2 separate regions of the Mus musculus genome follow, and region 2 is linked to region 1. The links are chromatin loops, found by intact Hi-C in ENCODE. Cell type or tissue: heart. All regions are shown on one strand. Links, peaks and the distances in the headings refer to the core of each region. The heading gives the core; the rest is flanking DNA. Region 1 overlaps Zfp568 (zinc finger protein 568). Region 2 overlaps Tbcb (tubulin folding cofactor B).

Region 1 (15,810 bases), core at 5,031-13,030:
AGTGCTGAACCATAGGCATGTGCAGCCACACCTTGTAAGGCTTTTGTTTGTTTGTTTGTTTGTTTGTTTGTTTGTTTGGAGTTTGGGAGGTTGTTTTGCTTTGGGTTTTTTGTTTTGATTTGTGTTTTTCAAGACTGGGTTTCTCTGTGTAGCTCTGGCTTTCCTGGGATTAGCTCCACAGACCAGGCTGGCCTCTAATTCACAGAGATGCACCTGCCTCTCCCACCTAAGTGCTAGGAAAACTCACACTGGAGAGAATGCTTATGAATGTACTGAGTGTGGGAAAGCTTTTATTCAGTTGTCAAACCTCATCAGACATCAGCGAAGAACTCATACCGGTGAGAAATCCTATGCATGTACAGTATGTGGGAAAGCCTTTAGCCAGAAATCAAATCTTACTGAGCCCGAGAAAATTCATACTGGAGAGAAACCTTATCCAACATCATCTCCCTCTAGCTGCTGTCCCTCACTAAAGAAACAGACATACCAAAACTTGGTTAAAAATCTTAGTGGTGGGCTGGGCATGGTGGCACAAGCCTTTAGGCAGATATCTGAGAGTTCAAGGCCAGCCTAGTCAACAGAGCAAGTTCCAGGGAAGTCAGGTCTATTACACAGAGAAACCTGACTCAAAAAAACAAAACAAAACAAAAAAAAACCAAAAACATTTTGGTGGTGAAAGACAAGCCAAGGTCTCTTTGATACAACCTCTCATCAGACTAAACTCCAGTCTGTACTTAACAATGGGATATTATTTAACAATAAGAGATGAAATCCTGGTACATGTTACAACATGGAAGGTCTTTGAAAACATGCTAAATGAAGAAAGCCAAACACAGAAAGCTAAGTTTATATACTTTCACTTATTGAAATAAGTTCCTAGAATATGAGAATTTGGGAGTTAGATTAGAGCTTATCAGGGCCTGGGATGGGAGAAGTGGAGTGATGTTTAATAGGGGAAAGCAAATGTATTCAAAATGGTGAGAACTGTGTGGACGTAGTGGGGAAGGCTGTATGATATTGAAGATACACTGCATGCTACTACATTCAGTATATGGCCAATGGTATCATACATGGGAAACGAGTGAAATGATAAATCTTCACATTCAAGTTTAAAAGTCCTCTCATAGTTCCAGACTCTATATTGTCTTCTGAGTCATTTTCTCGGATTTGTTTTCTTCTTGTTTAGTCTTCCTGTATCTTTGATGTCTAGTACTTTTGACTGTGTTATGGACATGGTGACTACTACATTGTCAGGATGCTAGACACGTGTGTGTGTGTGTGTGTGTGTGTGTGTGTGTGTGTGTGTATAAATTTTTTTTTTTTTTGGTTTGGTTTGGTTTGGTTTATGTCTTTTTTGAGACAGGGTTTCTCTGTATAGCCCTGGCTGTCCTGGAACTCACTCTATAGACCAGGCTGGCCTAGAACTCACAAATCTGCCTGGGATTAAAGGTGTGCTCTACCACTGCCCATCTTAAAAATATTTTTAATTGAAGTAGAATTACATCACTTTCTGCCTTCCCTTTCCTCCCTCCAGTCCCTCCCATGCCCACTCTCAAATTGATAGCTCTGTTAAATACACATGCACCACACACACACACACACACACACACACACACACACACACAAATATTTAAATATAACTTGCTGGGTCTTATTCTTTGTGTGTAAATGGTTTTAGGCTGACCACTTGCCTTGGGCATCCAACAAGAGGGCTCATCCCTGAGAGAGGCTAACCTTCCTTCTCCCAGCAGTTGTTACCTGCCATTGTGTAGGGATGGGACTTCCCTCTTCCACTTAAGTGTGTCCTTTGACACTGCCACTGATCCTGTGCTGTTGATGCATCCTGTTAGGAGATGCCATTTCACAGCTGACTTTCTGGTTTTTAGCTCTTAGAACCTTCCCATCCCCTCGTCCTCAGTGTTCTCTGAGTCATAGATTGGGGAGATGTGATGTGTGAATAGATGTATCCATTGGGCTGGGCTCCCTACAACTGGTTGATCTCTGCATTATATCCACTTGTGATTTTCTAGAACAGTCTGCATTTGCTGCAAAGACGGGCTTCTCTGACCCAATTATCTGTGGGTCTCAGGTTAGGATTTAGAATGTAATGTAGTAAGGAATTATGTTGATCTAGCAAAGTGGTGGTAGTAATTGTTTTCTAGGGTCCATGACCTCACTAACCCTGGAAAATTGGCTATGTTTCCAGTAGCAATTGGGATTTTTCTCCTGTTGAGAGGCCTTAAATCTGGCTAGATGGCTCTGTTGGTCACCATGTGAGTGCCACTTATTACAGCCTTACAGAATGTTTGCCACATTGTTTGCTCATTGTCGCAGTTTGTAGTGTTGCAGTAGGCAGGACTGTTCAGTTGCTGCCTTCTACTGGCAGCTTGCATGGTATTTTCTAATATGATATGATAGAGACCGAGGGAAGGAAGGAAGCTTTCAGACCTGATCCAGCTTGAGTTATTTGAGACCTGCTTCTTAAGTGTGTGGTGTCTTTAGCACTGGGGACCTAGTAGCCAAGAGGGTAGCCAAGGACTACATCGATAATCCATATTGATTTGAGAGTCACTTGTCCTGACTACCCTGCCACTCATTTGAAAGAAGGCTTCTCATGCCTACTACTAGGGGTTTTGTTAGACTATCGTTCTTACGGGAGCATTGTCAACCCAAGTGGTGTAACTCCCTTTAAGATATATATATACACACACACACACACATACATACATACACACACACACACACACACACACACACGTACATACATACATATACATATGTGTGTGTAATAAGATACACATATATGATGTGTATATACATACATTTACATGTATTGCATATAGTATAATTTTAGGTGAATATAAAATAGTACTATTCCATGAGGCTTTATCAGTGAGTTGGGTGTTATTTGTCCTTCCTCCACCCTATTTATTATAGCCAGGAAACAGAAACAGTCTAAATGTCCTTGAGCAGATGAGTGGATAATGGACATTCATTCCATTTACACAAGTGAATACTGTTCAGCTGTAAACCGTTTAGCTCATGGACGTTTAACAGATGGTATTGAATGAGGTAGCCCAGACCCAGAAGGACAGTCAGCACGCTTTCTCTCTCATCTGTAGTTCCTAGCTCCAAGTCCTCGGATGTGATATGTGATTCAGAGTAACCACAGAAACCAGGAAAGTGTAAAGGGATCACGGTGGACTGGCCAGGAGCTGGACAGGGGAATCACAGGACACAGGTGACATGAAGGGGGAGCCAGAAAGATTCTCGATTTTTGTTAAACTTCTTGGAAGAGTGTTGACTTTTGTCCTCAAAAGCAGGACTTGGCTAAACGTAAAACCCAGTCTTACCTTTCCTGAAGTAGGCAATAGGAGACATGAATTTTTCCGTTTTTTAGTCTTCTAGCTGTTAATTTCCCTGGCCTCCTTGGACCTCTAAGTATGTAAGGCTTGGGCATCACTCAGAGATGTGAGATGGCTCAGCCAGCAAAGCCACTTGTGCCAAGCAGGACAAGCGTCTTATCCCTGGGATCATATGATGGAGGAGAGGGCTGACTCACAAGTTGCTTTATAGACTTGTGTATTGAATCTGTATCTCCTATTTTAATCCTTTTATAATTTTTCTGTAGTTAGCTATTCTTTCCCTTGTTTTTCTGTCCTTTTTTATTATTAGCATTGAAGTCTCTACTAAAACATGCGTGAGCTCGGAGATTTCCTCAGGAAGCTTGAGTTTTAGCTCTATGCCCACAAAGGCATTCTTTGCTTCTTTTGTAGTATTTCTAGTTGTGGCATTGACTCCTGTTTTATTATTTTTTAGAATTTTTATCCTCCACCCCCTTCCCACTAAGCCTTTTGCATGCGACTCTATTTTAAATCCCAGCTGTTCAACTACAATGGTCTTGTCATACCTGAGTCAGTTTCTTGTCTTAACTATGGTGTTTCATTTTTACTGCGCCTTGCAGTCTGTTTTTTATTGAAAAGTGGACATTGCTTGACAAAAGTAAATCTGGGAGGCAGAGCTATAGTGGCATAGTGGTCAGGGGTAGGCGGAAGGAAGGAAACGCTGGGAACCCAGTGTGGCATCTCCGTTCTGAAGTCACTCCCCTCTCCCAGTGAGTCTCCCCTGTTCTAGCACTGATGTGAAGGGAATATCTGATCTCTGTCGTCCAGTGAACTGCTGCTCTCAACTGTGAGCCTCACTAGTGCCTCTGAGTTTTTACCCTGTAGGTGAGCAGGGTGACTGGAGTGAACCCCCTTTTCAGGCCACTTAACCCCACTAGTTTAGGCTCTTGCATAAGGCTCCTGGATTTGTCTTGTGAAGAACAGAACATTGTGGGTGTATTTCAGAAGCTGGTTTTCCCCGCCTCCAGTCAGAGGTACAGTGGAGAATTTCTGTGGTCTCAACCAAGAACCTGGTGAGGCAGCTAGAGATGAGACTGAAGCTCTTAGCAGGAAAGGCCTGCTCCCTGAGTGCCTGTGTCAAGACTCAAGGAGTGGGGTGGGAAGTTTGGAGAGAGAGAGAGAGAGAGAGAGAGAGAGAGAGAGAGAGAGAGAGAGAGAGAGAGAGAGAGAGAGAGAGATATTGAGAACAGACCTGTGATAACTACGATGTACTACTCCTTGTAGTTTGTGTCCTGCATGTACTGCTCGGTAGACAGTGGGCAAATCAGACATGCTGAGCAGCTTGGCATGTGTTTGCTGTGCTTTGTTGCCAGGGTAGGGCAACAGGTGCTGTCGCTCAGGGTGCTGCGCTGGACAGGAGGAAATGGGTGCTCTCCAATGCCTGTGGTACCATCCTCCACCTTTCTACTTGCCAGTTTGCAGGCTATCCATGGTCTCTGGGTTTGGTCTTAGTCACATGTACCACTTAGGAGCAGATGCACAGTATATTCTGCTCTTCAGCCTTCTCCATCCTGACTCTTGGGTACATTTGCTCAAGAATGTAGTGACCACAGTCCACTTGGGAAGATGTCAGGGCAACTGTGAAGAAAAAACTGACACAGTCGAGTCTCTGGCCTGCCACAAGTGGCAGCTGCCTCTGTCAGTTACAGTTTGCATTTTATGCTTTTTTTTTCCAGCTTCCCCTCAACCCTTCTGCGTTGAAATGTTGAAACTTGAACTGCCAGATGCAACTGTGGAATTGCCTGAGGGTTTGTAGAGAAAGGGAGGGAAGTTGCTGGGTGTAATGTTTCAGCCACACAGACTAAGCAATCTCTTGATTCTTGTATTTAGCTTTCAAAATGCCCTTGGCATGCCAATCTGTGTGATCGCACTAAATCCTGTTAAAACACTACAGGCCAACTTTATTAACCAAAATGGATAACAACCCCTTATATTTTAAATAAAATCCAATTTGTTTATATATAAAAAGAAACTCCTGAAAGTGTGTGGCAGCGCTCTCCTGAGACTGGGACTCAGCATTGCATAGGGATGCCGGCTAGGAACGCATCAGCACTGGTGTGGGGTTTTTACCCCATGCCTTGTGTTCTGTGGCTTCTGCTCTAGTCTGGTGTGACTCTCATGTCTGCCTGTATCTGCTCTAGTCTGGTGTGAGGCTCGTGTCTGCCCGTGTCGCAGAACTGAGAGGGATAGTTTCTCCTGGGCCGCACTGTTTGGGTGAGTCTGAGAAGATGCAGCGGCGTCCAAGCTTTGTACACACAAAACAAGAAGTCAGCCTGTTAGCTGCTCTCTACTTTTGCTCTGAAATAGTCTCCATAGGTCAGGCTGTCATCCTCTCTCCTCTTAGTTCCTTACCAATCCTGGACTCCAGAAACTATACTATCTTCTTTAAAGACTAAAATTTTCCTTTTTAAAAATGAAAGCATTTACATAGTCCTAAGTCTGCATCTTGATAAATTTGCACACAGACATATGTGTCTACTTTAGAAGAGATAATAGAATGTCTAGTCCACTTCCCAGCAGTGTCCTCTGCCCCTTTCCTCGGAAGACTCCAATCTAAAGTCACCAGTTCTAACTTCCATCCTGGATTAGTTTGCACATTCTAGCCCTTCACATAAGTGGAATCGGGCACCGTCGGCGGCAGCTGCCTTTGTTTGCTCAGATCCTGGGAGCTTTCGCCACACTGCTGTCTCAGTAGCTTCTTTTTATTAGCAGTGTTCCCACAACTAACTTATCCAGCCACCTGTCGGGGAATAGCCCAACAGCTTCCAGTTTGGGGGCTGTCAGCAAGGAAGCAACCAGAGCATCCACCTCATGCAGAGAAGCATTTCGTCTCTCCTGACTAGATGAACAGAGAGGCAAGGGTCGCTGGGTAACGTGAGGTGTATGTTTATGAAAACTCATCATTTGTAGTGCTGTTAATTCCATCCTAATAGTTTCCTTGCTTAGCGCAGCGAGCCGTGGAAATGCGGGTCACAGTGGTAATTTTGACGGATGACTGCACCAGCAGATAACAGATGGTGCCAGCTGCGCAAAGCGCCTGTGCCAGACCCACGGGGAGCTTCAGCAGCTGCCTCAGGAGCATGACTGACGCTGTTCCCATGTAACTAACTGGCGCTGCTTCTGCTCCAACTAAATTTAACAACTGAGCAACACAAAAGCCATTTACATGTACCAAGTATGCCCAGTATAGTCTCTGTTAGTGAGCTGGGCGGAAGAGTGGTGGTTTCCCACCACTGTTTTAGATTTCTTCCGCATGATTCACGATGTCTTGTTCTCTTCTTCTTATGTATGAGATTTATTAAAAGTTACTAACATCATAGAGGAGCAGACAGACACCAACACGATGGGGAGCGCTCAGCCCATGTCACAGCATGGCAGTCTGTCCCTTTTGTCAGTCTCAGAAGAAGGGGAGATTCTGTGACACATGTCTGATGGATGGTTATCAGTAGTTTCAGTGAAGCTGTCTCTGTGACCTGGAGGCAGTGTTAGCCTGGAAGTGGGGACGAGCAGGAATCTAGAAAAACAAGTTTGTAGAGGACCTTTAGACACTGGCGGGCCCCAGCTAACATTCTTGAGGGTTTGGGGTTTTTTTGTTGTTGTTATTGGTGGTGGTGGTTTGTTTTTTTGTTTTTGTGTTTTGGTTTTTTTCTTTTTTCTTTAGCCAGATGACAGGAGAGGGAGGGGAGACACTTGCGGATTGAGTAGTTCTTTTCCTGCTGGGCAGAGGTGGATAAAGACTTATCCAAGAAGTCTTAGGACAGTCTCTAGTGTGGGAAATCCTAGCGGAGAAGGGTGCCATGGGGGAGGGGTCTCCACGCCTGCTGATGTCTGCTAGCTTCCTAACCCTAAAATTTAAATTATGTCAGTGGACAGTGAGTCACCCTAGACAGTGACATGGGAATAGGCAATCAGTTACACTTTGGAAGCAGCTGCTGAAGTAGCTTCTACTTCCAGCTAGAAATGGGACTTAGATGCACTTAGGGTTTCCGCTCTTGCTACTAGGCACTGCAGGACGACTAAGGAGATTCAGACAGAGGGAGTTAGGCTGTCCCAGGGCCATGTGAGTGAGGATGGGCAGTTTGAGGGACTGAGAACTTGGTACTTGTTTGTCCCCTAGTCTGGCCAAGGGAGCTGCAAGTGGAGGCGTGGCGGGTTTCTCACACCAGGAGGAGCATGGCGGGTTCCTAAGCTTGCTTTTCTGGAGGCAGGCTCTGGCTGCGCAGCAAGTGTTCACTCCCACCAGCGTGGGAAAGGAGCAGGAAACGGGATTTCCAAACACAGAGAACATGGCTAATTAATTAGATCCACTTGAGAAGGCTAACAAACAATCTTCATGAATCTTTAACTCTTCCTAGTATATGACAAATGTCACAGATGGTAAACCAAGGCAGAATACATGTCCTTAGATTAAAGACAATAGTTTCTTATGCAAGCCGGGAGGACACTGACCCAGTACTGGGATTTCCCAGAAAATTCCACTCTCAGCTTAGTCTCCAGAAGGCTGGAACAGTGGTAGCGCACACCTTTAGTCTCGGTACTCAGGAGGGAGGGGGAGGTGGAGGGGGATCTCTGTGAGTTTGAGGCCAGTCTGGTCTACAGAAAGAGTTACAGGACAGAAAATAACAAGAAAGGGGGGTAGGCAGGGATGAGTTCTGATGCTGTCCCCATCTCAGAAGCTCCAGTGGTTTTTAAATTTTGTTCAGCTGGCTGTAAGTTGAGGTACACATACCCTTTCCTCAGACTCAGTTACTTTGCTCAAGTAGCTCACAGAACTCAGACTAGGGGGAGATTAAAAATTGGCAGAAATACAGCTTACTGGTTGGAATGATTGTGACTTCATGAAAACCTGGCTTGTAGCTGCACGAGGCAGTAGGGGTGTAGAGCTCTGGCTGGCTCTTGCTCAGTCTGGGTGACTTGGTGGGACATGGCAGCACTGAAAGGGGGGACAGGGGAGGTGACTGAGGAATCTGACCTCCGGAATGAAGATTTAGGCCACCCTGCTTGTAAAACATAAGGACTGGTTGGTCCTTTAAATGCCTGTAGAAGCCCAGAATGTTGAAGTACAGTGGTAGAGAATAAATACATTCTTGAAAAGGAAGCTACAACCCTATAGGTGGAACAACAATATGAACTAAGCAGTACCCCTGAGTTCTTGACTCTAGCTGCATATGAATCAGAAGATGACCTAGTCGGCCATCACTGGAAAGAGAGGCCCATTGGACTTGCAAACTTTATATGCCCCAGTACAGGGGAACGCCAGGGCCAAAAAGCGGGAGTGGGTGGGTAGGGGAGTGGGGGGGAGGGTATGGGGGACTTTTGGGATAGCATTGGAAATGTAAATGAGGAAAATACCTATTTAAAAAAAAAAAGAAAAGAAAAAGGAAGCTACAGGCTTTAAGCATAATGTGTATCCATTACAGATGTAAAGGCTGCTATTAACTTTGTATATTTTATCTTATTACATGTGTTTATATATTATCTTTGTTTTTTAAATTTTTATTTTATATACAGATTTTTAGAACTTTTTTCTTTTTTTTAAGATTTATTTCTTTATTATATGTAAGTGCACTATAGCTGTCCTCAGATACTCCAGAAGAGGGCATCAGATTTCGTTAGGGATGGTTGTGAGCCACCATGTGGTTGCTGGGATTTAAACTCAGGACCTTTGGAAGGGCAGTCGGCACTCTTAACCACTGAGCCATCTCGCCAGCCATGTTTTTCTTTTTTTGTTTTTGTTTTTCTTTTTCTTTTTGTTGTTGTTGTTTGTGGGGGGTTCCTTTGTTGGTTTTTCGAGACAGGGTTTCTCTGTGTAGCCCTGGCTGTCCTGGAACTCACTCTGTAGACCAGGCTGGCCTCGAACTCAGAAATCGGCCTGCCTCTGCCTCCCAAGTGCTGGGATTAAGGGCATGCACCAGACACCCAGCTATAACATATTCTTTAGGTCATAGAGTGTTAAGTGTAGTGCACCTAAATTTGAAAAGTAATTAATACAGCCACTAATTAGCCAGTTAGTGTTGATAGCCAACTGTTAGGATTGTGCATCTTCTCATTTGCTTAGCTTCAAGTTCCTAGGTAGGACTGAAGAGCTAAGTTGTCATAAGGGAGCGTAAACATGTGTCTGATGCTGTAAAGGAACTGGGCAGCCAGAGGGAAAGGCTGCCAACTCCAGTTTATGTCCTGATTGAAGGTTTAGTTACTCCTTGGCATGAACTGTGATTCGCCACTTAACAGCGGGTGTGATGTTAAGCTTAGTCAGTAGAGGGTGCAAGAGGGACACTGAAGAAAGAGCTCCTTTTGACTCTGCTTGCTGCATTTTCTGCTTCCTTTCTCCTATGTTAGAGACATTAGTAGGTGTGTATAAGGGACACTCCATGATGCCCAGCATCAGCTGTGGCCCAGTGAGCACAGTGGACTCTTGTCCTTGGGAGCTGGGTCTACACTGGCTGGAGTCTGACTGGCATGTACTCCCAACCGTAGAAAGCCTTCGTAACTCCTGGTTACAAAGGACCACAGCTGCCAGCACTCTCCAACCCTCTGCATGCATGCCGCTCTCCAGTGCTGTGACTACTGTTCCTCAGGCTAGCTCTAGGTTCAAGGTGGGAGTTCTGGAACCCTTAGCGCTCCCATCCTCATCTGTAGATGCCGAAGACTGAAGGACAGCAGTTTACACACTCTTAGGCAGTGTCTTCGAGCCAGACTTGGGCTCACTGTGAAATGCTGGGGCTGAAGACAGTGGAGTAAGGTTCTCCCTCAGCCAGGGACTAATCAGACGAACCCAGCCCTGCTCACCGTCTGAGATGGCTGAGATGTGACTTGTTCAAGACGGTGGCTGCAGAGACTCTGCCCCAGGATCCCAGTCTGGGTCATAAGGCCTCCTTTTTACTAAGTGAAGGTAGTGAGGTCTGGGCCTCTTTGTCCTCTTGGGATAGGTGGGATGGTGCAGGGGAATGCTCTCTCTGAGCACAGTTTCCTAACCATTTCCCACCTCTTACTCTTTCCAAGAAGCCGCAAGAGGAAGAATGAAGAGTTTTGCCTTTAAGGACATGGCCAAGGTAAGCCGCATTTCCACTTTGTTCATGGAAAAACTTCTCGGTTTCTCAATGCTGCTGAAAATCTTGGGAGACTCAGGTGGTGTGGAAAAGAGAAAGCCATGTTCGTGGAGTAGTTTTCCCACACCAGTCTAGGGAGGCTGCTTTGTACAAATAAGTCTACAACTTCCGTTTCCCAGGCTTTTGTTCATTAGAAGAACAAAGTCTTGGCAGTGAACCTGATCAGTTAGCAGAATAAGGTTATATCTGCCTAGTTTCTTTGTTGTCCCCTCTAGGGTCACTGTAGGGATGGCATTCTTGCTGAAAAGTTGTAACACCCTAGGGTGTCTGCCTGGCCTCTTCCGTGTACTTTTCTACAAGATGGAAAGCTTTGATTGCATTCTGTATGTACATTAGTAAAGAAGATTTCTGAAAAAAAATAATAATTGAACTGATCAAGAACATTAGTCACCCAGAGACACTCAGTGGTTACTGATTTTGGAGTCTTTTGTCTATGCATATGATTGGCCCCAGAAGTGTTTCCAGTGCAGGATGGCACTGACCAAAACCACCAGCTTAAGCACTTGCTGTGTCGCGGTGGCTTGAGGTTCTTCCCAATGTGATCTTATTCAATCCTAGTCACAACCCTGTGACACAGCTGTGACCATGTCATTGATTCTGCCATGTATGCTTTTAAAAATCCTTGACAATGACGTCTGTTGATGACATGCATCCTCAGCGTTCCCTGCCGCCTCCTCCAGACAGCCCCAGCCTGGTCTACAGAGTGAGTCCCAGGACAGCCAGGGTGACACAAGGAAACGAAAAACAAACAAACAAACAAAATTAAAGCACAGAGTTACAGCTAGGTTTAGAAAAGTGACCAGTTAGAAAAGTTTAATAAAGACAGACAGACAGACAGGCAGACACACACACATACACACACACACACACACACACACACGCACGTTCTGCTGTGGAACAGAGGATGCTGTACTTGCATGTACAATGACATTCCGTTGAGAAACACCATGTCATAGACTTGATGCAAAGGGCCAAGGAGAAGGCATGTTCAGAGCCCGCATGGGCACCTCTGTTCCCACACTGGCCTGCCTTTGTGGAAGGGTGCAGGTGTTTGGGGACTGTCTTCTCTGATGTCTTCTGTCTTAGTTTCTCACATGGCGTGTCTGCATGTGGTTTCAGGATCTGAGGTTCGAGGATGTGGTCATTTACTTCTCTCTGGAGGAGTGGGAGTGCTTGCGCCATTCCCACAGGAATCTGTACCGAGCTGTGATGTTGGATAACTACAGCAACCTGCTGTCACTGAGTAAGCGCATCCCCCCACTGAAGTTCAGAAGTGCCTGCTGTGATTTTCATGTCCTTTATGGAGAACGTTGACTTTATTATTATTATTATTATTATTATTATCATTATCATTATTATCATTATTAGTATGTGTATGGGTCTTTTGCCTACATGTATGTCTGTGTTTCACTTGCATGCCCATGGAAACCAGAAGAGGGCATTAGGTCCCCTAGAATTTGAGTTACTGACAGTCATGAGCCACCATGTGGCTTTTGAGGCGTGAACCCCAGTCCTCAGGAGCAGCCAGTGCTCTTAACTGCTGAGCCATCTCTCCAGCACCTATAGATAGATTTGTTTTGTTTGAGACAAAGTGCTGTGTAGCTCAGGGTGACCTTAAACTGACAATTCTCCTGCCTCAGCTTTATAGGTGCTGGGGAAATTGGCCTGCACCACCACAAGCGTTTGCTGAGTGTTTCATGAACACGTTTCAAGCTCTGGTTAAATCAGTGACGTTACGCGTGTGCACCTGCACACATACGCACAAGCGTGTCATCGCTCCCAGTGCTTTAATGTTCCCTCACCTTGATCCTTAGACATTAGATTTCTCTTTATCATTCTAGTTATTGGAGTGGGGGATGGCATGCACAAAGAGGCCAGAGGACAACTCTGGCATGGGTCCTCTCCATCCATCTTTACCCAGGTCCCAAGAACTGAATTATTTTGCCAGGCCTTTACCCATTGAGCCATCTTACTGGCCCAGTTTCTCCCTCCCACCCCTATACACTGCCCCGCTCCCGCTCTCTCTCTGTCGTTATTAGCAGAGATTTATTTTCATGCATTATATGCTGATTACATTTCCACAGTCCAAATCCACATCCTTTTTTCTGTCATTAGAAAACAAGCCGGGGCTGCAGAGACGGCTCAGCGGGTAAGAGCACTGACTGCTCTTCCTTAGGTCCTGAGTTCAATTCCCAGTAACCACATGGTGGCTCACAACCATCTGTAATAAGATCTGACTCCCTCTTGTGGAGTGTCTGAAGACAGCTACAGTGTACTTACATATCATAAGTAAATAAATCTTTTTAGAGAAGGAAGGAAGGAAGGGAGGGAGGGAGGGAGGGAGGGAGGGAGGGAGGGAGGGAGGGAGGGAGGGAGGGAGGGAGGGAGAAAACAAGCCAAGATAGGACTAAACAAATGGGAGTGGGGAGGCACAGATGTAAAAGCAGGAGAAACACACATTTATACATATAGATAGAAAACCAGTTGGAAGCCATAGTATATACGCAAAAGATCTGTTAATGTTTAAAAGAAAAAGAGAGAAAAGCTCAGACGATCAAGAGACAAAACATCCAACAATACCATTGAGTTTGTTTGGACATCTACTCTGAGCATGGGGCCTGCCACTAAGTGTGGTCTCTATACCCAGTGAGAGTCCTTTGGAGAGAATTTAACTTTCCCTTTGTGAGTTGTCAGTTGGAGAGACTAGCCTGTGTTAAGAGTGGGACTTCTGGCTGAGACCCGTTTTTCTCTCTTGGCAAACATGGACTTAATTTCTACTACGTAGCCCAGGCTTGCCTTAAACCCACAGAGTTCTACCTACCTCTGCCTCTAGAGTGCTAGGTGTAATGAAATATAATGTGGTGAGGTATCTGCCAGGCCTATGCCAAGGTGTGCCCGAGTAATTATGCCGGGCATCAGATCAGGGGTAAGGGGGTTCATTGAGGGGAGGGAGGGCCTGGAGAAAGGGTAGAGGCAGACAGATGGGAGCAGAGCCATGAGGGCAAAGAAGGGGGAGTGGGGGGATAGAGAGAGGGAGAGAGGGAGGCTGCGACTGCCCTGGAATAATACATGGGGACACAGAGAGAGAACTGTGACAAAGTCCTTTTATGTGATGGCAGTAGGTAATGACTTGAACCATAGCCTGCAAGCCAACACTAGGACTAAAGGCGTACGGCAACTCTGACATGCACAATTAATTTTCCCTTTTGTCTTTGGACAGGTCTTGCTGATACTAAGCCACGGGTGGTCTCCCTTCTAGAACAGGGCAAAGAGCCCTGGATGGTTATGAGGAATGAGACAAAAATTTGGCATCCTGGTAAGTGTTGGCCCGTGGGACTGGGGAGACCAGGGCAAATTGTCACCCAGGCCGTTTGAGCAGGTAGCTCTCTGAGGTGCTGCTGGGAAAGCTCCCTGTAGGCAAAGCCTGAGGTCTGGGGGAAGGGCGTCTTAGCACAAGGCTCTGAGTCGGAATCTGACTCCCCCACTCTCTCACCAGAATTCTGTCACAGCGTCTGCTCTCTGCAGAGAAGAGCCCGTGACAAGCAGTGTATCTGTATTTGAGTCTAGCTTTCTCTAGGCTTTTTTTTTTTGATATAGAGTTTCTCTGTGCTGGAACTTGCTCTGTAGACCAGGTTGGCCTCAAATTCACAGAGATCCTCCTGCCTCTGCCTCCCAGTACTGAGATCAAAGGCATTTGCCACCACTGCCCAACTCTCTTGGCTTTTTTAAACACCTTCATTGAGATATAACTCGAAGATCACAAAACTCATCCATGTAAAGTATGTGGAGGGCTTTAGTATCTGTGGACTTGGGTATCTATCACAGCTGTCAAATTAAAAGGTATTTTCACCACAGCCATATTTAATAGAGTCTGTCCACACCCAGCATAAGCAGCCCTGTGAGGATAGGTGTGCCTGCTGAGCATTTCACATTAGTGTTGTCAAGCAGGGTGTGGCTCACTTTCTTTTTTTTTTAAGATTTATTTATTTATTATATGTAAGTACACTGTAGCTGTCTTCAGACACACCAGAAGAGGGCATCAGATCTTGTTACAGATGGTTTTGAGCCACCATGTGGTTGCTGGGATTTGAACTCAGGACCTTCAGAAGAGCAGTCAGTGCTCTTACCCGCTGAGCCATCTCACCAGCCCGTGGCTCACTTTCATGCTGATACAATGTAACAATGTTGTCCCTTTTGTCACTTTGGATCATTGCCATTAAAAGGTTTTAGAATTCTTGTGTAAAAGCACACATCAGAAGAAAACTATGAATAATACTGGCCTTTGAACTAGCTGAGAAATGCTCCTGCCTTTTCTGACTTCTGAGAACATATATTAAAAAAAGAAGAAGAAGAAGAAGAATTTGTGTTAAAAGCTGAGAGGGACCTCAAGTCCTCACAAGAATGAGAGCTCACAAAAATGCCAGGCATGGTGATATGTGCAATATATTCCTGGCCTGGGGGAGACAGACAAGAGGCTTGCTGGGGCTCACTAGCAGCCAGAGCTGCAGGCTACTGAGAGACTGTCTCAAGGAGGTAGGTGGTGTTCCTAAGGAGGACACTGAAGGCTGTCCCCTGGCCTCTGTGTGCATATGTACAGGTACACATGCACTCGCTCGCACACATGCACGCACAGAGGAAAAAGAATTTATGCTCAATGTCTTCAATGGTAGATTTCAATAGTGAAACCTTTTAGGTTTAGGTTTTTTGTAGCAAATGAAAAGTGAGAACATGGCCGCTCCTAGGTGTGGTGAGGGGAGGTTTGTATTGCAGATACACAGGAGAGCACAGCCAGAGGTGGCTGGAAGGAGCACACTGAACCCCAGGCCATGAAAGAAGGGAGCCAGGAAGAGGAAGACAAAGAGAGGAGAGAAAGAGCAGGGAAGAGGACTAGGAGCCATGAGCCAGGCGACCAGGGGAGCAAAAGCACCAGAGAACACGTGGCCAAGATGGCCAGGCTGTGTGGGAGAGGAGAAGCTGGGCGAAGGCAGCGGGGCTCGGTCGGAGAGGGCTAGAGCAGAGGGCAGGGCCTGCCAGTCAGGGTGACTCTGTTACAGGGACCTGCAGAGCTGAGAGATGGTGGGAGGTGTGTTAGATAGTCACCTCAGTTAACCATTTGTCCTGAGTTTCTCTGAGCCCTGACAATGGGAAAAATCTTTTGCATTTGTGTTTATTTATGTGCATAAGGCCTGCACTGAGCCATCTCTACAGCCCCACTTAGTGTTGTCCTATTGCAGATTTAACAGTGAACAGGAGGGCCCCATCCAATCAGATTGATTGCATGCTCTAGTACGAGGAAA
Region 2 (15,810 bases), core at 2,970-10,969, 200 kb after region 1:
ATTTAATTTTTTTTTTAATAATTTGGATGCCAAAGAACTCCTTGCTGAGTGCCTTATACTCATGCCTAGGTGAGATGGAAGGATCCACTTATTGACATATGACATGATCCTGATCAGGTATTTACTATGGGGAAGAGGACATGTTTGTGTTTTTCCACAGAATGCTGCAGGAGCATGCCAGCTGCCAGAGTGATTGGTGTGACATGCTGAACTGTGAGCTTGCTGAGTGCCCTGACAGTGGTGACAGGAAAGCTGTACAGGGTATATGTTCTTGACCCACCTTTGCTTTTTGCTTGCCTTTGTCCCAGAGTAGACAAGCTAAGCTGCCTTGCTTCAAGCTTTTTAACCTTGTGGGACAGAGAACATAGAAACTGTGGAAACTGACTTGGAAATTTTAATCAAGAGGAGGAGTTATAATGACTCTTTTCTTTCCTTTAATGTGACCAATTATTCTGATTCAATCAGGGACTGGCCTAGAAATAAACCCAATATTTGAGATTCCTATTATGAAGATAGCTAAAAAAATCTTTATTAGCCAGCTGAGTTAACTTGGAGCATAGCCTCCACTATTTACATGAGAAGTTGCTGGGAGCCATGCCTCAGCCATGGCCTTGTGGATATTTTCTAGCTTACATAAACAATCCTGAGAGAACATTCATGGTCATAAAAGTAAGAATGTTTGTGGGAAAAGAGGATACTGTGACCATTCGTTCCAGGAACTGAAGATTGCCACCTGACCTTCAGAGAGATCCTGGGCTCTTCCTCCCTCCCTTGGAGCCTCATCTTTTCTCGCTTAAATTACCACTCCTGAATAAAGTTTTTCAGAGCTTGATCAGTCTAATTGACTTGCTCTCATTCTTCATGTTTCTTGTCTCCCCCAACCCCGCCCCCTCCTGCCCTAGGTTCCCTGCTGATTATCCCTGCAGGTCCGGGGAAGAAGTAACAGTTTTTCTGATGATTCTCAAAGCCACCTCTCCCACTCTGGGAAGCCAGACTTGGGCCTGATCCTTGCTAATTTGCAGCTGAATTGAGTGCCTGGGACATCCCCACAGACGACTTTAATCCTGTTGCTTTTAACTTTTGACTTGGTATTTCAAGCAGATTGGTTACCTCCATACAGGCTCTCTTTCAGCAAAGGGCAGATGGCAGTAATTCATCACTATGAAGAGATGCATTGAGTGCATATTGTGGCTATGGTCAGAATGAGAAAAAGGTGTGCAATGAGGGCTAACAGCCAAAGACGGGCCACTGATGATTCTATGACTCTTGTCAACCTAAGACAGAGGCATGTGCCAAAGGCTGTGTTTGTTCATAATAAACACTAAAATGCCGTGTTTGTGCAAATAAACACAAACAAGCTGCACGTACTCTCCAGGACGGGTCAGAAAGAGTATAGACATTCAGACCCAAGCCAGGCGCAGCCGCCAGCCACCATAATTCCCAGGCAAGACCATGGAGCATAAGTAAATTTTATGCCCCAGTCTAGCTAATTTCTCTATACAGAGAAACCCTGTCTCAAAAAACAAAAACCAACCAACCAAACAAACAAACAAAATCCCAAACATACAAAAAAGCCCTGGCTGTCCTGGAACTCACTTTGTAGACCAGGCTGGCCTCGAACTCAGAAATCCACCTGCCTCTATCTCCCAAGTGCTGGGGATTAAAGGCGTGTGCCACCACTGCCCGGCTCAGCTAATTTTTAATAAATAAAAAGGGAGGAATTGTGCCCTTCTCCCAGCCTTGAGCAGGCTGCTCAGACCTGATTTGCCACAGTTGCTAGCCCACCCAGGGTGGAGTCTTCCAACCTAGGTGAAGTCTATTGTCCTGCCACACCTGCAGTTTCCTCCAAGCCACTACCTGCTGAGAGGCTGAACCTATTTTCCTGATATTTCCTGGACTTGTGGGGGATGGGTACCCCCTTCCCCCCTTTATAAGCTCAGACTCATAAGTAAACATTGGCCTTGATCAGAACTTTGTCTTGGCTCATTATTTTTCTTGAGCCTTTCCCATCTAAACTCTGTCTTTGCTTTCAGGAACCTAGTAACCCATGGCCGCTGGCGGCTACAGTCCTACAGTTGCCACCACTACCTTTCCCATATTTGCTATTCCCCTTGCAGAATTGGTGGTGGGCATGTTTCGTGCTTAATGATACTTATCCTAATATCTCTTGCTCTTGTTGGCTTTTCTGTGATATAGCATACCTCTTTACTATGAAGGTATTGCTTTATTATCTAGCAATGCTTCTTGTTCTAATAGCTCTTTTGATTGTCGATGGAATCAGAAATCTGGCATAGGCGAGGTCTCTTGCTCAGCATGACTGGAACATCTCCCTCCTAGAGGAGGCTTCTGGTGTGTCCAGCTCCTCCTATGCTCTTGTGCAGTTATTCTCACCAGTCTGGACTGGAGAGCGCTCTGGAGGAAGAACAGATTCCGGTCTCTACCAGCCCTCTGGAAGCCACAAAATATGTGTGACATGGTCATGCAGGAGCCCCCCAGAGAAACCTGTGATCCAGATCTTGAGGCTTGAAGACAAAGTTTCTGACCTGGATCTTGGCATGGAGATCTTCTACCTGAAGTTTCTGCATTGGGTACCTGCATAGGGAAAATTTATAAAGGTAAAAGACAGAGTTTATGCAATCAAGTGCTCACAGTTTTCACCTCCTTATCTTATCGTATTCCTCCTAAAGAGGAATGGAGGGTTTGTTGCACAGGTCTTACCCCCTGCATTCATACACAAGTATTTGATAGTTCCAAAGATTTTTGTGTGTCGGCTCAACTTATTCCTAGGCTCATTTATCATTTTTATGATGAGCTCTGAGCTCTTGGATCATTGGGATGGAGGCTTCTCTAGTCCCAAGAGAGAACTTGCTACAACTTTATCTATTTCAGTACTGATGGGCCTCAATGTGGCAGGAGCAGCTACTGGTGCTTCTGCCCTGGTTTTTCAAGGAAAAAAAAGTACAAGCTCCTTAGAACGGCAATAGACACGGATATAGAAAGGATAGAAACTTCTGTTTCTTATTTGCAAGAATCTCTAACATCCTTGTCTGAGGTCGTCCTTCAAAACACGAGAGGACTTGATCTTTTATTCCTTCAACAAGGAGGACTGTGTGCAGCCCTCCACGAAGAATGTCTCTTTTACATCGATCATTCAGGAATAGTAAAGGACCCTATAGCAAACGTTTGAGAAGGACTGGTCAAAATGTAAAGAGAAAAAGAACAGAATCAGGGATGGTTTGAATCCTGCTTCTCCACTTCCCCATGGCTTACAACTTTAATTTCTACACTGCTTGGACCATTAATTATGATTTTGTTGCTTTTAAATTTTGGACCTTGTATCTTAAACAGATTGGTTGCCTTCACACAGGATCGCTTTCAGCAAGCTCAGCTATTCACCATAGCAGTTATTCATCGCTATGAAGAAATGCATTGAGTGCATATTCATATGTCCTTTGTAGCTTTGGTCTGAATGGGAAAGAGTGTGCTAGAGAAAGCTGGCAGTCAGAGACAGGTAAGTGTGCTCTTGAGCGCCTATCGACCTAAGACAGAGACATACATCAATGCTATGTTGTTCGCCATGACGGGTAAGAAGGAGCAATATGGACACCGACCTCAGACAGGCACGGTCACCTGGCCACTCTATACCCTAGATGGGATTATGGAAAATAAGTAAATCCAACAACTGGCACTGCTCATCTTTAAAGAGTAAAAAGGGGGGAATTGTGGCCTTCCCAGCTTTGAGTAGGCCTTTCCCAGCCTTGAACAGGCTGAAGAGTTTTCTAGCCTTGAGCAGGCTGGACAGACCTTGAGTGCTTGCCACTACAGACCTTATCAGCCTGGACGGGCTGTCTGCTTTGGGTACCTGCCGGTTCCCATGGGATCTTGGAAGATTGGGCTGTTGTGCTGACCTTGCTTTGCAACTCACTCTGGCTGAAACAAAGGGTGCATCTGTGGATGTTCCCCTGATAAACGCAGTGCTGAACATGAATCTTTGTGCCTTGATAAGAACACAGACTTGGCTTCCTTCTTCTCTCACACACACCCCTTGCCCTTACCCTTTTTCATTTCCAGCCCTCCTTTCAGGTAAAACCAGTTTTTCCGTGGCCGTCAGATGGCTACAGGCATGCACATATGAAAGTCAGAAGACCTTATGGAGTCAGTTTTTTTCCTTCTACCTTTATATGGGTCACTAGGATCGAACTCAGGTCCTTATGCTTGGCAGCAAGCCCTGTTAACCACTGAGCGTTCTCACCAGCCAGGTTTGTATTTTCTCTCCGTCTGTCTGTCCCCTTGTCTCCTTTTCTGATGAAGTTCAAACCCAGGGACCTCATGCATAATTCACTCTCCTTTTAAAGTCAAGTTTCAGGGGCTGGAGAGATGGCTCAGCAGTTAAGAGCACTGACTGCTCTTCCAGAGGTCCTGAGTTCAAATCCTTGCAACCACATGGTGGCTCACAACCATCCATAATGAGATCTGATGCCATCTTCTAGTGAGTCTGAAGACAACTAGAGTGTACTTACATATAGTAAGTAAATAAATCATTGGGCCAGAGCGAGCAAGGCCAGAAGGAGAAGAAAAAAAAAAAAAAAAGACAATTCTCCATATGTACCTCAGATGGACTGGCAGACTTACTACAATTGTCCTGCCTCAGCCTCCCAAGAACTGAGATTGCAGGCATAGGCCACCAAATTCAGATCTTTTTATAAACTGGGTTTTTTGTTGTTGTTTTGTTTTGAGACAGGGTTTCTCTGTGTAGCACTGGCTGTCCTGGAACTCACTCTGTAGACCAGACTGGTCTCAAACTCAGAAATCTGCCTGCCTCTGCCTTCCAAGTGCTGGGATTAAAGTAATAAACTGTTTTAAATTTTATGTGTATGGTTGTTTTGCCTGCATGTATGTCTTTGTATTATGTTTGAGCAGGGCTCCTTGAAGGCCAGATGAGGACATTAGATCCTCTGTTACTAGAAATAATGTGAGCTGCCATGCGGGTACTGGGTACTGAATCTCAGATCCTCTGGAAGAGTAGCCAGAGCTCTTTACCATTCTGCTATCTCTCCAGGCCCAACCAGTATGGGATCCTAACATCATAAAGACAACCAAAGTCAGGGGTGGTACCTCTGTACCTTAAAGAAACAAAGTTACAAAACCTGAAGTTACAAAAGTCTGTAACTTCAGCACTTGCCTGAACTATGGAAGGAGAACTTGTCTCCCAAGAAGCGACAAGGAGGCAAGTTGTAGAATTTGATTCTGTAAGAATTCAACACTACGGGCTGGTGAGATGGCTCAGTGGGTAAGAGCACTCGACTGCTCTTCCGAAGGTCTGGAGTTCAAATCCCAGCAACCACATGGTGGCTCACAACCATCCGTAACGAGATCTGGCGCCCTCTTCTGGAGCGTCTGAAGACAGCTACAGTGTACTTACATATAATAAATAAATAAATCTTTAAAAAAAAAAAAAGAATTCAACACTACAGGCCAGGCAGTGGTGGCGCACGCCTTTAATCCCAGCACTTGGGAGGCAGAGGCCGGCAGATTTCTGAGTTTGAGGCCAGCCTGGTCTACAGAGTGAGTTCCAGGACAGCCAGGGCTACACAGAGGAACCCTGTCTTTAAAAAAAAAAAAAAAAAGAATTCAATACTACTCATAAAATAGTACTTACTCCAAAATACCATTATTCACACCCCCCCAATTGAATACTGCTACAGCCTTTCAATCTATCTATTTACATAAGATTAATTGGAAATTGAAGGACATCTCAGGGCTGGTGTGATGGCTCAGTGGCAAGGTCACTTACTGCCAACTTGACCACGTGAGCTCATTATAATTCCTGGCACTCAGAGTGGAAGGAGAGAACTGACTCCTGCCAGTTGTCCTTCGATCCTTTGACCTCTATAGACTCACTCAGGAGCACACACAAAAGAAATGAATAAGAAAGAAACGTTTTTAAAAAGAACATATTGAAAGGCATCAAGAGATACAACTGGCTAAGTAAGACTGTGGGAAATCTCAGAATGTGCCAGGAAGCAGACTATTGCAGAATACTTGAAAGCTATCTGGATGGAGAGAGGGGCCTTAGATTTTGATTTGTATAAATCAACGGATACTGACCGAATACTAAATAATACTTTAAAATTATGCAACTTCTTGAAAGATTTAATAGAAACCCCTCTCTTTTAAAGAACCACACCAAAACATTTCTGGATGAGAAGTTAACCCTGCCCAAGAGAGGCAGGCGTGGTTTCGCATGCCTGTAATCCCAGTTTTTGGGAGGCTGAAGTTGGATCAGCACTGGCTGTATAGTTAGTGGCAGGTCAGACACAGACAGCTACATAGCAAGACCCTGTCTCCAAAAAAACCAAGTAAACGACTTCATTAACCAAGACAACAGGAGATGTGTAATAAACGAAGCAAGACGCTCATATGATGACAATTAATGAAACCGAATCAGGCATGGCTTGATGGTACAGGCCTATAGTCACAATATTCCACACTGGTTAACCTGGGATACACAGTGGCAGGATTTTTGCCCAGAACTACCATCCTCCCAGTGGCCTGACAAAATATCCCTCTGCACAATTCCCGGTATGGAAGGAGTAGGGGGTGGGAAGGACCTGGGATGACGACTACCTCCACTTGGGGGGACAGATAAGAAGGAAGAAGCTGAGATGTCGCGATGCTTTCTGGGAAATGAAGTCCTTTTAATTTGCCGGCAGCGTTGTACTGCGAGGGAGGGGGGGGGGGCGTGGGCTCAACGGCTGAACGACACGCTGCTGCCCCCTGGTGGACGCTGTGCGGTTACGGTCCAGGCGAGGGTCATTGAGATGAGGGAAAAGGGAGGACAGCCAGGTGGTGACCTGGAGAGCTGTGGGAATCTTTTCTGGAAAGAGTAGACAAACCTATGAGAGCGTTAGGGAATGAAAGAGTGATGGGAGAAAAGAAGGCGCCGCTCTGAGGGTTGCATGAAACAGAGTGGTCTATTCTATACCCCCAGATCCCAAAAAAGCTGGAATCAGTAACATAGGTCAGTATTTGCAAAGCTTGGTCAGAGGGTAAGGCAAGAAAATTAGGAGTTTAAGATCTGCCTTGGCATTCTTAAAATAATAAGCTAATTCATATAGAACTCATAGAATAATAAAAAGTAGGAGTAGAGCCAGACGGTAGTGGCACATACACAAAGGAGGCAGAGACAGGTGGAGCTCAGAGTGTGAGGCCAGCCTGGCCCACAGAGTGAGTTCCAGGACAGCCTGGACTACATGGAGTAACCCTGTCTTAAAAACAACAACAACGAAAAAACCAAACAAACAAAAGTAGGAGCTGGAGAGATGTCTCAGCAGCCAAGAGCACTGATGGGTTTGGTTGCCAGTGTGCACAATGGGCAGCTAACCACTGCCTATAGCCTAGGGACAGGGGATTGGATATTTGTAGCCTTCAAGAGGGCCTGCACTCATGTGCATACACTTGCATACAGAAACACACACAAACACACCAATAAAAATAATGAAAACACTTTTTAAAATTTTCAACAAAAAACCCAAGAAGGTCTAAAGTTTTGTCTCAGTGGTAGGATGTTTGCCTTGAATGCTCAAGGTCCTGGGTTCAATACTCAGCGTTGTCAAAACAAACAACAAACAAATAAAGCTAAGTAAACACATAAATAAGAGGATCGCCAGTCTGATGCTGGGAGTGTGGCGCTGTGGTGACTGCATGACCAGAATCCATCATGAGAGGATAGGGCGGTGGCTCAGTGGGTGACGGTGAGCTTCATGTACGTGAGGGCCTGCATTGCACCCCCAGCAGTGCCGTTCTCACGCACGAAGTATCTTTTCCATTGTCAGTTTACCACTTGATAACTGGGAGCCTTTGTTTATTTTTATTCATCTTTAGATTTTTTTCTTTTTTTTTGAGATTAATGTATGTTAATAGTTTTGCTTCATTTATGTCTGTGTAGCAAGCTCATGCAGGTAACACCCACCGATACTAGAAGAGGGTGCTAGAGCCCTAGGAACTGGAGTTACAAATGTGTGTGTGTGCACTGGGAATCGAACCTATGTCCTTCAGAAGTATAGTCAGTGCGCTTAATCTCTTAACCACTGAACCATCTCCACAGCTCTAATGGGAGGCTTTTGAAAGTCCTGGAAAGTTTGTGCTGATGTTTGGTAGATCTTGTGTGCAGTGGCTGTGACTTACCTGGAGCCCATACTGTGATTTTGAGTGGTCAGTGCACCAATGGGCAAAACGTGGTCCTCTTCTTCATCGTATGCACGTGCACTCTGAGGTCGGTCAGGCCCTCGGTGCTCCCAGATGAGTTCTCTTGCTGAATGGAGGTTGGCATGTGTTACAGTCTGGACCCTAAGTGTCCCCCCAAAGGCTCACAGTTTGTCTGTGTTGTTATGACAGACGGTGTGTACTGGCTGGTTTTGTGTGTTAACTTGACACAGGCTGGAGTTATCACAGAGAAAGGAGCTTCAGTTGAGGAAATGCCTCCATGAGATCCAACTGTAAGGCATTTTCTCAATTAGTGATCAAGGGGGAAAGGCCCCTTGTGGGTGGTGCCATCCCTGGGCTGGTAGTCTTGGTTCTATAAGAGAGCAGGCTGAGCAAGCCAGGGGAAGCAAGCCAGTAAAGAACATCCCTCCGTGGCTTCTGCATCAGCTCCTGCTTCCTGACCTGCTTGAGTTCCAGTCCTGACTTCCTTTGGTGATCAACAGCAACATGGAAGTGTAAACTGAATAAACCCTTTCCTCCCCAACTTGCTTCTTGGTGCAGGAATCGAAACCCTGACTAAGACACAGTGGAACCTCTAACTGGAAACTAGATGAAGGACAAGAGGGTGTGATGGTGCATGCTTGCAGGGGATGATAGGATCCTAGCCTGTTTCTCGGCTTCCCGGGCTACTGTGAGAGGTGCAGCGTTGCCACAGGCCCTTTGGTGCGGTATTGTATCACCACAGGCTGAGATAGTAAGAGTAAGAAGGTCACATAATCACAGGTGGAAATCCCTGCGACCGTGAGCCTTTCCACTTCTGCCCTACTTGTGATGTGTCAGGTCTAGGACCTCATGACCGCTCAGCAGCTCTGCCTCACTGAGCTGCGCCCAGCCTCCTTCCCTCTGTGCGTGTCTCAGGTAGGGCTGAGGGTTAAAGTGCTTGCCGAGTGGAATTTGCATGCCCACTGAACATCAGGAAGGAGAGAGGTCTCCAGGGCAAGCTTCCCAGCAACACTAGGCAGATCAGTGAGCTCTGGATTTGATTGAGACGCCTGCCTGCATGACGGAGCTGGGGTGGGGGTGGGGTGGGGGTGGGGAAGTAACAGAGCAATTCCTAACGTTAACTTCAGATCTCCACAAGCATGCCTATATACACAGATACACACATACCCATGCGTGTTCACACATGCAAATATGCCAACATACATGAACACACACCAACACACACAAAGGAAAAAATTAACTCAGGTATTTGTCACAATAGAAAGCTGACAAATAAGCTGGTGGGAAAGTTGGGGCAATCCTCTCGCTTGTTGGGTTGAGGGCAGCGGGCAGTGGGCAGCAGGCAGCGGGCTGGGGTGGGAGCGGCAGCATGTTCTATGGATGTATTTCTTGTAATGTTTGATGGCACTCAGTATGTGCAAATCTGCGGGCAGTTTCTGCATGCGGTGTCTCCTGACTGTGTTTGGGGTTGGTGAGTTTCCACGGGTTGAGTGTCCTATCACAGTGAGCCCATCTACTTTGTGGTTAACACCAGCTGTGTGCCCAAGCTCCCCGGCACTTTCCTCCGTTCCTGTAACTTACTGTAGCTGCTCTCAATGTTACTGCTTCCTCCTCCTCCTTCAGAAGTTATAATTAAGCAATTACAACAATTACACCACTTTCCAAAGAGTCGTTCTACCAAGAATCCCTTCACAGAGCTAACGAGGATTATTATTTAACGGGCAGGTCCATGCCCCCGTGACTCACAGTCCGCAGAACACACGGGCTGCGCAGGCATCACACACCCTAGGACACAATGTTCTCGGCCAGGCTATACAATGGTACGTATCTGCTCCAGTGGATACTTTATTTACTTATTTTTCTCTGCTTGGGATGGAACCACATGTTAGGCGAATACTCTTACAACTAAGCAATATTCCAAGCGCTCCTTTACTTTAGTAAGAGAGAGGAATGAGGGCAGGCTGGTGCCACCAGATCTTGTTGGAGGTTGGGTGGGTAGGTTTCGGGGGTTCTCTTGGCTGAAGGATGCTTGTTATTTATTGTAAAGGGGTTAGTTACAATGGTCTTGATCGGGGGTTACACTCAGGGGTTACACTCTTTCCTTTCCTCTATCCTTTTTTTCTTTTATAGGAAGAAAAAGGGGGAGTATAGGGATATTGTATGAATAATAGAGATATGGGTAGATTACTGAATCTATTCTTTTTTTTTTAATTTTATGTACATGAGTACACTGTAGCTGTCTTCAGACACACAGAAGAGGGCATCGGATCCCATTACAGATGGTTGTAAGTCACCATGTGGTTGCTGGGATTTGAACTCAGGAGCTCTGGAAGAGCAGCCAGTGCTCTTAACTGCTGAGCCATCTCTCCAGCCTGAATCTATTCATGTCAAAATTTTATAGCCAATAATCTTACATTGGTACAGATTTTTGTATATTGATACATGTTAAGGTTATGTTTGTTATAACACACTCTGTATATATGCGTTCAACTCTTACTTGAGGTATTGTACATAGATGGTTCTTAATAATGTAATGGAAAGTTCTAGTCCCTTTTAAAGCTATTATTATAAAGTATTCAGGGAAATTAAGAATGCAAATTAAGCTGGTGGTGGCACACGCCTTTAATCCCAGCACTTGGGAGGCAGAGGCAGGCAGATTTCTGAGTTTGAGGCCAGCCTGGTCTACAAAGTGACTTCCAGGACAGCTCCTGATCATGTTAGGTACTAGTCTATCACAAAATATGCTTTTTCAGCTAAACAGATAGTAAATAGCTAAAAAAGAAAGCTTGCTTATTCAGACGTACTAGATAAGTAGATAGTCTCAAAAAACCTAAGACACTTATAGAATATAACGTTAAAGATGCTTTTATATCAGGGCTAGAGAGATGGCTCAGTGGTTAAGAGCACTGACTTCTTCCAGAAGCCTGAGTTCAATTCCCAGCAACCACATGGTGGCTCACAACCATCTGTAATGGGATCTGATGCCTTCTTCTGGAGTGTCTGAAGACAGCTACAGTGTACTCACATAAGTAAATAAATCTTTAAAATATGCCTTTTATCAATTTAAGCCTTTTTTGGAAAACGAGTCAGGTCTGCTCCTCACAGCACCCCCATTTTTACTTCAAAGCAAATGATGAGCATTGAAAAATCTCCTTTGAAGTCTGATTCAAAGGTGGCAAGCTGCCACCGGGCAAAAACTGCCCTGCTTCAACTGCAGACAGAATGTCCAAAATGGACAAACATGGACGCAGGGAAGTTGGCTGTTTTACAAGGACAAGGTAGGCTAGCCCTTCATAATTCCTGCTCCAGACAAATGTCCATCAGATATTCTGGGTCAGAAGGCAGAATATGGATGCACCAACATTTCAGAGACCATTGTGGGGAACTATCCAGACAGCTCCTCCTCTGTGATGTCTATAGTCCTGGAAGCTGCATCCCTGTACGTCCTGTATCCTCAAGCAATATTTATTCCTTCTCCCCAGCATCCTCCTCCCTCCCTCTACTTCTCTGGTACAGCTCTGTTGACAGCTAAGGGCTAACTCTCCCTTTAGCTTTTCCATGTGGCCATGGGATAACATTTTGACTAATGAGTTAGAAACAAGTTTTGAGTTGTGCCTTTTGCTCTTCATCCCCTCTCCCCAGGATTGTTTTTTTCTTTTTCTTTTCTTCTTTGAGACAGGGATTCTCTGTATAGTCCTGGCTGTCCTGGAACTCACTTTGTAGACCAGGCTGACCTCGAACTCAGAAATCCACCTGCCTCTGCCTCCCAAGTGCTGGGATCAAAGGTGTGCGCCAACACTGCCCGGCTCATAGAAATCACCATAGCTAACCTCCTGCTTCCACCTCCTGAATGCTAGGACAGCAGTGAACCACCATGCCTGGCTCTGTGGCTCTTCCTTAAAGGTAAAGGCTACTCCCCGCCCCTTCTCGCCTTTCTAGGGGCTGGAGTATATGATATGGGGCTGGGAGAAGATGGGAGTGCCCCAAGATTTACAGATATGGAGACTGGCTGCTGACATGCAGAGATCACTATAACAGCGCTGAGGAGTTTGTGAGCCTTTAAAAGGAAAAGAAAAGAACCTTCAGGGTGTGTTTGCACCATGTCTTTAGCCCTAACACTTGGGAAACAGAAGCATAGAGCTATTTCTGTGAGTCTGATGCTAGCCTTGTTGTCTCTAGAGTATTACTGCTGTGAACAGACACCATGACCAAGGCAACTCTTTTTTCTTTTTTTTCGTTGAGACAGGGTTTCTCTGTGTAGCCCTGGCTGTCCTGGAACTCACTCTGTAGACCAGGCTGGTCTCAAACTCAGAAATCCGCCTGCCTCTGCCTCCCAAGTGCTGGGATTAAAGGCCTGCGCCACCACCGCCCAGCTCCAAGGCAACTCTTACAAAGGACATTTAATTGGGGCTGGCTTACAAGATCAGAGGTTCAGTCCATTATCAAGGTGGGAGCATGGCAGCATCCAGGTAGGCATGGTACAAGAGGAGCTGAGAGTTCTATATCTGAAGGCCACTAAGACTAGTTTCCAGGCAAGCTAGGACGAGGATCTTAAAGCCCATGCCCACAGTGATATACTTCCTCCAAAAGGGCCACACCCCCTAAAGTGTCACTGGGCCAAGCATATTCAAACCACCACACTGGCTTACAGAGTGAGAAAGTTCCAGGACCCCCCTTCCCCCCCCCCAAAAAAAAAAGAAAAAAACAACAAAGCAGAAGGAAAGGGCTGGCGAGATGGCTCAGCAATTGAGAGCACTGACTGCTCTTCCAGAGCTTCTGAGTTCAATTCCCAGGAATCACATGGTGGCTCACAAACATCTGTAACGGGATCTGATGCCCTCTTCTGGTGTCTGAAGACAGCTATAGTAAACTCATGTGCACTATAAAAATAAATCTTAAAACAAAACAAAACAAAATTAGGAAGAGTCGGGTGTGGTAGCGCACGCCTTTAATCCCAGCACTTGGGAGGCAGAGGCAGGCGGATTTCTGAGTTCGAGGCCAGCCTGGTCTACAAAGTGAGTTCCAAGACAGCCAGGGCTATACAGAGAAACCCTGTCTCGAAAAACCAAAAATCAAAAACAAAAACAAAACTAGGAAGAATTGAGCTTCCATCTTACTTAAGCCTCTATCACTATGGGATGTTACTGCAGAATGTTTATTGTTATTTTGTATTTATTTATAAATTTATTTTATTTTTTTAGTTTTTTGAGACAGAGTTTGTTTGTGTAGCCTTGGCTGTCCTAGAATTCATTCTGTAGACCAGGCTGGCTTCAAACTGAACTCAGAGATCTGCCTGCCTCTGCTGAAGTTCTAGGATCAAAGGAGTGTGCTCCACTGCCTGGCTTCAGAATATTTAATTCCAAAAGAAATTTACATGATTATGCATGTTGTGTGTGCACAGGAATTTGAAGTTATACCTTTGTGAGGTGCCTGGGGTGAATGTGGCAATGGACTCTAGTTCTCTGCTGGAGCAGCAATCACTCTCAACCACAGGGCCACTTCCCAGTGTTCAGGATATTATTTTACTCTCTTGGAACTCACTTTGTGGACCAGGCTGGCCTCGAACTCATAGAGATACACCTGCTTCCTCCTCCAAGTGCAGATGAGTGTTGGGATGAATGCCACCACACCCTGCCAGAAGTGCTTCATCACAATCTTTCTGGAATCAAGAGACTTGCACAACCTTCTGAATTCTGTTTAATTTAATGCACAAATCTCAGAGGAAAAGGGCCACAGGCATTCAGAGGGGCTGTGTCAGGGGCGGGGCCTCCTTCCAGGTACAGTCACATCTCGTCCAACCCGTAGTCCTCCTCTGGGAAATCTCCTACGGTGACAGCTGATGGCTTTACAAAGGCACCATACTTGGCCTGGCATTCAAAGTAGCGTTTCCCATTCACACTGTGGGCAAGATGGGAGGCAGTGGTGAGGGGGGGGCTTCCAGTCCACAAGCCAGTGTGCGCAGGCTCAGCCAGCAGCACAGGCGGACTTCCACATACATGCAGGAGCACACGGCAATACATTACCTGCCATCGTTTTTTCCTAACGGCTCATCATATCGGACACCAACCCAGTAGCCTGGCTTGAAATCTGTGAGTCCTGTCCGGGAGAGAAATCTCAGTGAAACCTCTCCAGTGAGCTCACTCCTTGTTCCCAATTTCTGGGGGAGTGGAAAAGCTGTCATGGAGACAAATCCTTCTCCCTCCATTGCTTACACAGTGTGAAGGCCTAGGTCACTGCTACCTGTCCGGCATGCTACTTTGTCCTGTTACTATATTATAAGAGAATTTTCTCATGTGTTGTTACTGCTGTTACTAGGATGCCCTGTAGTTTGGTGTTTCTGGAAACCAATCACAATAGAAGTCAGTTAGACCTGCTCTGTTTTTTTCTGTTTTGTTTGGTTTTTGGGTTTGGTTTTTTTTTTTTTTTGTTTGTTTTTGGTTTTTTTCGAGACAGGGTTTCTCTGTGTAGCCCTGGCTATCCTGGAACTCACTCTGTAGACCAGGCTGGCCTCGAACTCAGAAATCCACCTGCCTCTGCCTCCTGAGTGCTGGGATTAAAGGCAGGCGCCACCACGGCCGGCTAGACCTGCTCTGTATAGTTAGCCACAATAAGCTCGGACCAAATCAACCACCAGGCAGCATTGTTTGTACCTGCATACGAGTTTTTATGGTATTTGCTTTTAAGCTGCCCCTGCGGTGAACCCCAATAAAAGAGAGATACCCATACCAATATAAGAAGTTATTTGGGGGCCGGAGAGACGGCTCAGTGGTTAAGAGCACTGACTGCTCTTCCAGAGGTCCCGAGTTCAATTTTCAGCAACCACATGGTGGCTCACAACTATTATGGGATCTGATGCCCTCTTCTGGTGTGTCTGAAGACAGCTACAGAGTACTCACATAAAGTAAATAAATCTTTTTTATTTTTTTTTTTAAGATTTATTTATTATTATATGTAAGTACACTGTGGCAGTCTTCAGACACACCAGAAGAGGGAGTCAGATCTCGTTACGGATGGTTGTGAGCCACCATGTGGTTGCTGGGATTTGAACTCTGAACCTTCGAAAGAGCAGTCGGGTGCTCTTAACCACTGAGCCATCTCACCAGCCCAATAAATAAATCTTAAAAAAAAAGAAAAGAAAAGAAAAGAAGGCTATTTGGAATAAGACTTCCATTTTGAGTGGGGGTCGAGTAAAATTTAAGTTCCCAAAACTTCCCCAGGAACTGACATCCTACTCAGCAGAAAGAGCCATATATGTGGGTAGCTGATGCCCTGTCTGGCAAGTTAAGACATGAACGTTAGGCAAGGCAAGTCCCCTACCACAGTTGAATAACACCCCAACCAATGGGAGCAGGGTAAGTATACAACAAAGACGTGTCCCTAAGGAAGCCCCTATCCCTAATCCCGATTAACTTGTTTGTGGATTTTAGACTTAAAAGCCTTGTATGATCTTAACTCGATCACAGTTCAGCTCCCGAGTCTGTCCCGTTGCCCTGATTGATCAGCCTTGGGTTGTGGCACTCAGCAAACTGACTGAGATTGGAGTAGAGTTTGTGTGACAATTTTCAGACCCCAAGAGATGGTGGCCTTCTCGCTGGCCTTTCT

Evidence for each region. Peaks named below come from ENCODE experiments on the same cell type or tissue, not always from the same donor. Only the 100,000 strongest peaks of a DNase experiment are listed, where the experiment ranks them.
Region 2: it touches region 1 in a loop (4-fold over the local background); 12 of 42 quality-filtered maps call a loop at or near these places.

Annotation. Positions count from the first base shown.
Region 1 is chr7:30,003,434-30,019,243 of GRCm38, forward strand. It overlaps Zfp568 (zinc finger protein 568), which reads left to right. Exons shown (of 10, transcript NM_001167872.1): 7 at 10,407-10,456; 8 at 11,633-11,756; 9 at 13,734-13,829. Among named protein-coding and RNA genes, the nearest start is that of Zfp568, 27 kb to the left of the region's middle. In heart, for the core only: a CTCF peak has its summit at 9,656 (motif pointing right); a DNase peak (open chromatin) is centred at 6,488.
Region 2 is chr7:30,210,242-30,226,051 of GRCm38, forward strand. It overlaps Tbcb (tubulin folding cofactor B), which reads right to left. Exons shown (of 6, transcript NM_025548.4): 5 at 14,232-14,304; 6 at 13,888-14,106. The coding sequence ends at 13,992. Among named protein-coding and RNA genes, the nearest start is that of Polr2i, 14 kb to the right of the region's middle. In heart, for the core only: CTCF peaks have their summits at 5,384 (motif pointing left) and 6,797 (motif pointing left); DNase peaks (open chromatin) are centred at 6,650 and 9,170; H3K4me3 peaks cover 1,925 bases; H3K27ac peaks cover 1,765 bases.